Regions from separate parts of the Homo sapiens genome. Here region 2 is linked to region 1. Evidence: read pairs that join two places in POLR2A ChIA-PET (ENCODE). Cell type or tissue: HepG2. All regions are shown on one strand. Each heading gives the region's core, and the rest is flanking DNA. Links, peaks and the distances in the headings are about the cores only. Region 1 has its middle 18 kb from the start of KCNA6-AS1. Region 2 overlaps PARP11 (poly(ADP-ribose) polymerase family member 11).

What was found. ChIA-PET counts read pairs that join two places held together with the same protein. Peaks named below come from ENCODE experiments on the same cell type or tissue, not always from the same donor. Only the 100,000 strongest peaks of a DNase experiment are listed, where the experiment ranks them.
Region 2: POLR2A ChIA-PET joins it to region 1 with 8 read pairs; 1 of 35 experiments calls an interaction of 5 or more read pairs at or near these places.

The regions. Positions count from the first base shown.
Region 1 is chr12:4,846,966-4,851,362 of GRCh38, reverse strand. It overlaps a transcript of KCNA6 not described here. Among named protein-coding and RNA genes, the nearest start is that of KCNA6-AS1, 18 kb to the right of the region's middle. In HepG2, for the core only: a CTCF peak has its summit at 2,161 (motif pointing left); a DNase peak (open chromatin) is centred at 2,142; H3K27me3 peaks cover 733 bases.
Region 2 is chr12:3,814,312-3,818,708 of GRCh38, reverse strand. The region is part of intron 6 of PARP11 (poly(ADP-ribose) polymerase family member 11); the gene reads left to right. Among named protein-coding and RNA genes, the nearest start is that of PARP11-AS1, 54 kb to the left of the region's middle. In HepG2, for the core only: no CTCF peak of the experiment used is centred there; a DNase peak (open chromatin) is centred at 2,638.

The DNA of each region.
Region 1 (4,397 bases), core at 199-4,198:
TAGATCATGGGTTACGCATCTTACTTTCTTGCAGAATGTCCCCTATCTGTGGGCCGGCTCATGGCAGAGGGTGATCAAGCCCTCTTCCTGGTGATCTATGTGTGGCCATCACATCCTCCTGTGTAGTGAGGATGCCCAGCAAGCTGCAGGTGCTCTGAATTTTGGATCCCTGCCTACTCTTGTGGAGACCGCTTGGCTTGTCTGCCTAACTTGGCCGTCGACGTTTTCTCATGGCATAATGCACAGCCTCTGAGACTTTGCCTTGTGTTTATTTGCCATTCTTCCACAGCCACCCTTGTCCTGGGGGGGTCTGCAACATACCCATGCACCTCCCGGAATCCCCTGACCACCCCATAGCTGGTCTCTTTGCTCACACCACCAGCTTTCACCCTGTTCCTACAGCTTCACCCCAACATTCTGGGCCCCATCTTTAGGGACAACGGGTCTGGTCTCAACTTTTTCTGGCTTGGTTGCTGCTTGTGGGAGGCCTCCAGAGCGGTGTCAGGCCAGATGCCTGCCAGCGGTGCCAGGCAGGGTTCTCGTCTTCTGAAGAAGTTGAGGGTCCAGCTGCTGTCAGAATTCTATGCATAGATGTCCTTGCTTGCACCACCTGCCAGCATTTTTCCTGCCAGGGAGGAACCAGAACAAAAGGACATGTAGTTAGTGATATGAGGTTGTGTCGCATGAGGGATGGAACTGAGAAACCTGGACACACCAGTGTCCTTCCTCACCCCGCTGGCATTTGCCTAGTGAGCTCCTACCGAGTCCCCATCCTTAGGTGCTCTGGTCTGTTCAAACTGTACCTCCCACTGCCACCCACTGAACTCCAGCAACTAATCAGTGACTATGAGCTTGTACAACCTGAAGCCATTTCTGCCCGTGTTGTCCTTAATACTGCTGTCATTAATACTCCACCTTTAATGGCCCCTGAGTCCCTCTAGAGTCAAGTCCAAGCCATGTGCCTGACTTCCAGGCCCCAGAAGGCACAGTCTCATCTGATCTATCCAGCTGCTCTCACTGCTCCCTGACACCTCCCACCATCCACATGGTCGAGGGGTCCCCCTCTCGGACCCTCAGCCTGCACCAGCGTCAGGCGCGTTCCTCTCTCCCTGAAAGAGTTCCTGCCACCACCTGGCTCCTCCTTACCCCGCCCCTACCATGCCGGAATGTTCTCGAGTCTCCTTCCCACAATGCTGAGTCCAGTCCCTCTAGGCCCGGCTGAACCCCCACCTCCAAGAGCCCCTTTGGCTGTCCCCTGCGTGACTGATCTCTCTGCTGCCTTTACCATCTGGCCCACACTCTATTGCAAAGCCTGTGAGATGTGCTGCCCGAAGTCCTGTGTTTAACATCCGCCTCTGCCGTGGCCTGGGCAAAGTTAAACTCCTCACTTGTCATACCTGACACAATGCGTGTGTCTCTGTGACTACCACAAAGCACTCCAAGGGCAAGCCAGCGTAGCCAAACAAACCAGCAATCATTGTCATTTCTGTTTCTGCACGTGAAACGGAAGCAACGACAACAAGGTGTTTGTGAAACTGCTTTGGAAAAGGTAAATAAGGTTTCCATAAACTCCAGTTGGTATCATGATTGTGCCCATGCAATAGATTTCTGCAGAAGGAAAAGACTTCATATTTGTAATTTAAATCATTTGGGAGCAAGCCCAAAGGTCCATAACATGGAGTAACTTGTAATCTTACTCAAGCACAAATTTAACTGTAAAGCCTGGTGCTCAGGACAGCAGTTTGCCTGGTGACAGTCACTGACTGTCTGGCGTCAGACTCACAAGGACATTGCCCAGAGGCTTCCTGCTGGCTTCGTCAGGGTGCAATAGCTCTTGCAAAGTGGTAAAAAAAAAAAAAAAAAAAAAAAAAAAGAGCAAAAATCTCTGTGTGAAATTCCAGTGGCCATCAGGTGAAAGGTAACACCTTAGCAAATGGTCAAAGTTTTCTTTGGTTGTTTCAAAGGGAAATGAACAGAAAGCTCATTGCTCTTCCCACACACATGTGATTCAGGAAAAGACTGTACAGGCACTTTTGCGTTCATAAATGTGGAGTTGTGTCAGGTGCCTGAACACAAGTTCCAAACGCTACGGGTCATTAGACTCAATTCTCCTGCTATGAATGTAAATTAAACATCATAAGCTTTCTCCCTGGACTGCTCTATGGCGCCACCTACAGCATGTTCTTAGGGAATGCACCGTAATTTTTTATTTTATTTTATTAATTTTTATTTTATTTTTATTTTTTGAGATGGGGTCTCGTTCTGTCGCCAGGCTGGGTGCAATGGCGATCTTGGCTCACTGCAACCTCCGACTCCCGGGGTTCAAATGATTCTCCTGCCTCAGCCTCCCGAGTAGCCGGGATTACAGGCGCCCGCTACCACACCCGGCTAATTTTTGTATTTTTAGCAGAGACGGGGTTTCACCGTGTTGGCCAGGATGGTCTCAATCTCGATCTCCTGACCTCGTGATCCGCCTGCCTCCGCCTCCCAAAGTGCTGGGATTACAGGCGTGAGCCACTGAATGCACCGTAATTTTTATATAAGCCCAAAGAAAACATTACTGGGGAAGTCCATCTGATCTAGAGTTTAAAATGGCTGATTAAAAAGTTGGGATCAACTCGACCAACATGGAGAAACCCCGTCTCTACTAAAAATACAAAATTAGCCGGGCGTGGTGGTGCATGCCTGTAATCCCAGCTACTCGGCAGGCCGAAGCAGGAGAATCGTTTGAACCTGGAAGTCGGAGGTTGCGGTGAGCCGAGATCGAGCCATTGCACTCCAGCCTGGGCAACAAGAGCAAAACTCCATCTCAAAAAACATTTTTTTAAAGTTGGATTTTTTTTTTTTTGCTCCCTCCTGAAACCCTACAAAAATAACAGTGTAGGAAAATTTTACGGAGGAGAGAGGAGGTAAATTACATAGACAAATAAATCAGAATAGTGGATGAAAATATTAAAAGCCAATTTGCAGATGATGGAAAGCCCCTGGAGAAATAGCATTTTACTTGGGAGGGGGCAAGATTTAAAGCCTGAGTCCCTGCTGATGTCAGTGAGATACAACCTGATTTACCCCCAGGAACCTATAAAGGCTCAGGAGTTGAGGGTGTCAGTTGACAGAAGCAGGGTTGAGGGGCAGAGCTAAAAACTGGTTGCAGGTGGACACACCTTTTCAGGTCTCCTTTGCAACCTCACAAAGCCAAGCACCTACTCATCCCACCACCTTGTCAAAAGATGTAAAATTTATTCTGGAGAAACTAGACCAGAAAGGCCTAGACTCAAGGAAAGCTGGCACCATATAAGGCTCTGGAGGAACTGTACTGAAAGCAAGGAGTTAAGTGTGAGGGGAAAGTCCACATGCTGAATGGTGAGACAGTTGGCCACTTCCCCTGCTCTGCTCCCAGGGTAATATCAAACAGGCAGTTGGAGAATATTTTCCTGGAAAAACCAAAGGATTCCAAGAAAAAAAGGCCTGTAGACACTGGAGGCCCCCAGTGAGACAGCCTGATCCCAGCTTCATCACTCTGCAGTAAGCTCACCACTCCACAAGCTCCAAAGACACAGAGATTCCAGTAAGCTTCTTAGTATTTCACTCATGAAAATGAACAGAGATCATCAAATTACAAACATCTCAGGAAAGCCTCTGAAAGGTCAAAACCAAAGACAGAAACTCAGAGAAAACAGAAAATTCCAGAAGCAAGAAAAAAACTTCAGACATATTAAAAAGCCTCAGATAAATAAGATGGACTATTTTATCCATGAAAGAAGAACAGGCTGCTATTAAAAAAAGGAACCACCCAAGAAGAAGGAAATAATTCTTTGGAAATTAAAAATATGACAGCCAAAATCAAAACTTCAACAGAAGAGCTAGAAACTAGGGTTGAGGAACTCTCCCAGAAAGTAAAATGGAAAAGAATAGAGAAAAAATAAGGAAATTTGAGAACCAGCCCAGGGGATCCAGAGTTATAGAAAAAGAGAACAGGCAAAAAGAATGAAAGAATATTATTAAAGAAATAGTTTTTTAAACGTTCAAGAATTGAAAACATGCATTTCCAGACCCAGAGTGCCCAATGAACACTCAAGAAAATGGATAAAGATAGACCTACATCAAGGTATAGCATCATGAAATTTAGAAATTAAGATATCAGATTTTACCAAAAGCATCATTAGAAACTAGAAGACAATGGGGGTGGTTTTCAAACTCAAATGCTATCCTCATCAAAGCAACTACTTGCAGCAGAGAGGCAGAGGGAAATCTTTGGACAATAATAAAGAGGTGTTCCGGCTGGGCGTGGTGGCTCACGTCTGTAATCCCAGCACTTTAAGAGGCCAAGGCAGGTGGATCACGAGGTTAGGAGATCGAGACCATCCTGGCTAACACGATGAAACCCCGTCTCTACT
Region 2 (4,397 bases), core at 205-4,204, 1.0 Mb after region 1:
AGGCCATTGGTAACTTAGATGAAGGCAAGGTTGGTAGACATCATATTGTGTATACAGCAAATGTTGACAACTTTTTCAAGAAGCTTGGCAGTGAGGAGGATGAGAGATGTGAGAAGACAGCTAATGTGGGATTATTGTTATGTTATGTTTTTAAAATTTAATCATGGGAGAGAACTGAACATTGTAATTGGAAAGGACCTATGGAGAAGGAGAATTTAAAAGACTTAGAGAAAGAGTGGAAGGGCAGTTGATGGATTCTAGCTCCTGAAGAAGTGTGGTGAGATGAAATTCTGAGAACATATGTCAGAAAGGAGATAGAGAAGGGTGGTCCAGTTATGTTTACAGATAAGTAGAGGTAGAGGACGAAAAGAGGAGTTAGGTTAAGGAGTTCTTTTCTGATACCTTCCGTTTCTTTTGTGAAGGAAGAAGGGAGGTCACCTACAGCGAATGAAGTGTAGGGAGGTGTTGATAAGAGGGAAAGAAAAGGGGAAAGAGGAGATTTGAAATGGCTACTGTGGAAAATGGGGTAGAACGAGCTGTCTTGGGAACCACAGGATTTCTGTCAGCGTTGAGGGCTTAGCTAAAGTATGTGAATTTATAGGGCAAACCATGTTATGTAATGTACTTCAGCAGTACAAATGTAAGGGCAGATAGTGGAAATGGTTGGATTGATCCAGAGCTGGGAAGTATAAGGCAGCAAGGAAATAAGAGCATCTTGTTAATAATGTGAATTTAGATCAGAGATTCTCAAAGCTAGTTGCAGGTCAGAATCGCCAGTGGAATTTACTAGCAAGTAGAGATACCTGTCACCCGCCACAGATCTACTGAATCAGAACCTCTGGGTTCTGACATTTTTACCTTAAAAAATTCCATAAGTGGCTCTGATGTTCAGCAGGATGACAGGTGTTCTAAATCTAGGCAAATTTATTTTAATCCAGAGCATGAAAGTATTCTTGCTCCAGTGCAGAGCATGTGGCATACACACTTTAGCCAGTTTGGCACTCTAGTCCCTAAGAGGTGGATAATTTTGAGACATCTTTGAGAAGTGGGTGCGACAGTACTTTCAGTAAGTTCGGGAATGATTGTGGATCTGGGCAAAGGTGGGCAGGGTTGTGAAGAACTTAGTGTAGTTCTGTGACTTTCCTTGCAGATGTAACTAAAGTTCATGAGGCCCTGGAAATCACCTTTAGCCTTTCTGGAACACCAAGGTCATAGTCTGTGAATGTCCGCATTTCGTGGCTGCCTTAGTAGTGGGAGTAGTGGGCACTAGAACAAACTGTGCTGTGGGGATACAAAGCTTTAACCACCATGCCCCTGCCCTCTGCCTTCAACTGGTATATATGCACCATCTAATCTAGTAAGTAAGCGTTGTTTTCCATGCCTGCCTATGCCCATACTCCATGCCCTTTAACCCACAGTTTATTTATAATATCTAAGAGAAACTCCAGTGAATTTTCAAACCGAGATTCAATCGAATTTGTGCCCGAAAAGTAGTGATAAATGAATTTTTTTTTTTTTGAGACAGAATCTCTTTCTGACACCCAAGCTGGAGTGCAGTGGCGCGATCTCAGCTCACTGCAAGTTCCGCCTCCGGGGTTCATGCCATTCTCCTGCCTCAGCCTCCTGAGTAGCTGGGACTACAGGCGCCCGCCACCACGCCTGGCTAATTTTTTGTATTTTTAGTAGAGACAGGGTTTCACCATGTTAGCTAGGATGGTCTGGATCTTCTGACCTCGTGATCCGCCCACCTCAGCCTCCCAAAGTGCTGGAATTACAGGCGTGAGCCTCTGCGCCTGGCCTTCTTTTTGAGATGGAGTCTTGCTCTGTTCCCCAGGCTGCAGTGCGGTGGCACAATCTCAGCTCATTACAACCTCCGCCTCCTGGATTCAAGTAATTCTCCTGCCTCAGCCTCCCAAGTAGCTGGGATTACAGGTGTGTGCCACCACACCCAGCTAATTTTTGTATCTTTTAGTAGAGACAGAATTTCCTTAGAGTGGATTCTAGTCATTGCAGATCATGAAGCACAACATTGACAAGTTTGACATTACAGACCATGAAGCCTGGCATTATGTATGATACTAATGTTTCTTTGAGAAAACCAGTATGGATTCACTAATGCCAAACTAACTAATAGGATTACCATAGTGGTAGATGGATAGGCCCCTTAGACAGTCTAGCTTGGTTTCTCACTTTATAGTGGTTGAGAAAGTTTCTTTTCAGGAAGACAAGATGGAGAAATATGTGCTGGTGGGTATTTCAAAGAGAAAAACTAGTAGACAAAAAGTCTTACGCAAAGAGTAACTCGAAAGGCATGCATGCTCTCTTCTTGGATCCTTCAAAATTTTTATCAGAAATGGATGAAAATGTAGAGGGCTTGCTTATCACACTTGTGAGGGATTCAAAACTAGAAGGGGTAGCTTATTTGTTGAGTGAGTGAATCAGCAGTCAGAAAGACCTTGGAAGATTGAAACAGTGGGTAAAAACAAGTATTATCTTCTTTTTTTAATTTAAAAAACTTTTTTCGTTTGTTTTTATAAAGGGAACAAATGCGCCTTGTTTAAAAAAAGTGAGAACATAAAGTTCTGAAAAAGGAAGTTCTTAGTGAAAGCATGCTGACTTTTTGTAAAGTAAACATTTGCTAAATGCACGACCTTCTGATGTCATGCTTAATGGTCTGAAAAGACTGTCACAAATAGATCAAAGCATATACATTTAAATTTTGATACATACTGCCAAGTGACTCTTGAGAAAGACCGTATGCGTTTTCATCTCTGTCACCATTTAAATGCAGGTATCCATTCCCAAACATATTCAACGAGCTGCCTATCATTTACAGAACTCAGTCTGAGATACGGATATTTTACTGTTATTTAATTTTTACTTTTTAAATTACTATATCAAGTAAAGCTTAACTGAAATCTATTGCATTCAGTTTATAAATCAGTTGCACAGATTTAGCAAGCTAAGAGAGGTCTGGTTTGGAAAAGTCCTGGGAGTTTTAACCGACTACACACTTGATTATGGATGCAGTTTGCTGCCCTGTTACCAAAATACATTCAGTGGTGTCGGTGGAGTCAGTGCTGTCTGATGATATCTGGACTGTTGCTATTTCATGCCAACATTTATAAACTAGAAAGTATCCAGCAGATTCTTGTTAACTAAAGACTGTTGGGATAAAGAAAGACCTAGAAGCTATGCTGTGTCAGGAGTGGTTGAAGGAATGGTGTATATTTAACCAAGAAAAGAAAGCCTAGGTAGGTGTTCAAATTTGCAATGTTGTTTTGTGTAAGAGTGATTTGAGTTGTTAATGTTCATAAGAGAATAACTAAGACCAATCAATAGAAGTAACAGAAGGCAGATTTGGTTTGGCATTGAGATGGATGTACTTTCCAACTATTACAGCTGATCACAAATAAATTGTGCTGTTTTGCAAAGTGAGCACGTGATGCTGTGAGTACTTGACACTGGATGAATTGAAGCAGGCATTAAAGAGCTATCAGAAGCCGGGGGAGGGGATTCTTTTTAATTTTTAAAATATGATTTTTATGAAATGTTTCAAGAATGAAAATGCAGCAAATAGTTTGCAGACTCCCATGTATCTACCAATCAGATTTAACATTTTGATACTTGTCACATTTCCTTCCTCTTCACACAGATACAGGTGAAGTGTTTACTCCATCCCTGTCCTACTCTCCTTCTTTCCTCCTGAGATTGGTATGGTGCCTTATTGTTTGTATTTTGTATTTTTTACTACCTGTGTATGTATACCTACATAATACACAGTATTATTTTGAGTTCTCTATCTCTTTTTGCAAAATTCTTTTTACATTCAATATTATTTTTTAAGATTTACTATGTTAATGCACATAGATCTACTTCATTACTTTTAACTTTTATATGTAAATACATGACTATATTCATTTCTCTGTGAAATAATTTTAGGCTGTTTTCAGTTTTTGTTTTCTGTTACAATCAGTCCTACATTAAATATGCTTTTATGTGTTAGGATAGATTTATCCTTGGGAAGAGGATTAAACTGGATGGCTTAATGTCCCTCCCAACCCTATGGTGCAAAATTTAGTCAACTGAACCAACATTTTCTAGTTTCTGAGGATAAAAAGCATATGACATGATCCCTGCTCAAGGAATTCACTGTCTAAAGTCTCTGCAAACTTTGTATTACTTGTTTGTTGTCTCATTTTTAGGCATCTATAAAGGTTAGCTGGTTTAGACAATCAATTACCTTTATGATATTGGGGCATAGCATGGGATAACTATAGTTTTTGGCATAATTTTCAACCTTAAGTTTCAGTGTTAACTAATAATTTTTGATGAGATGATTTATGTGTCCAAGAACATTTGAAATTATTTCTTTTCTAGACTTGCTTTGTCCACTT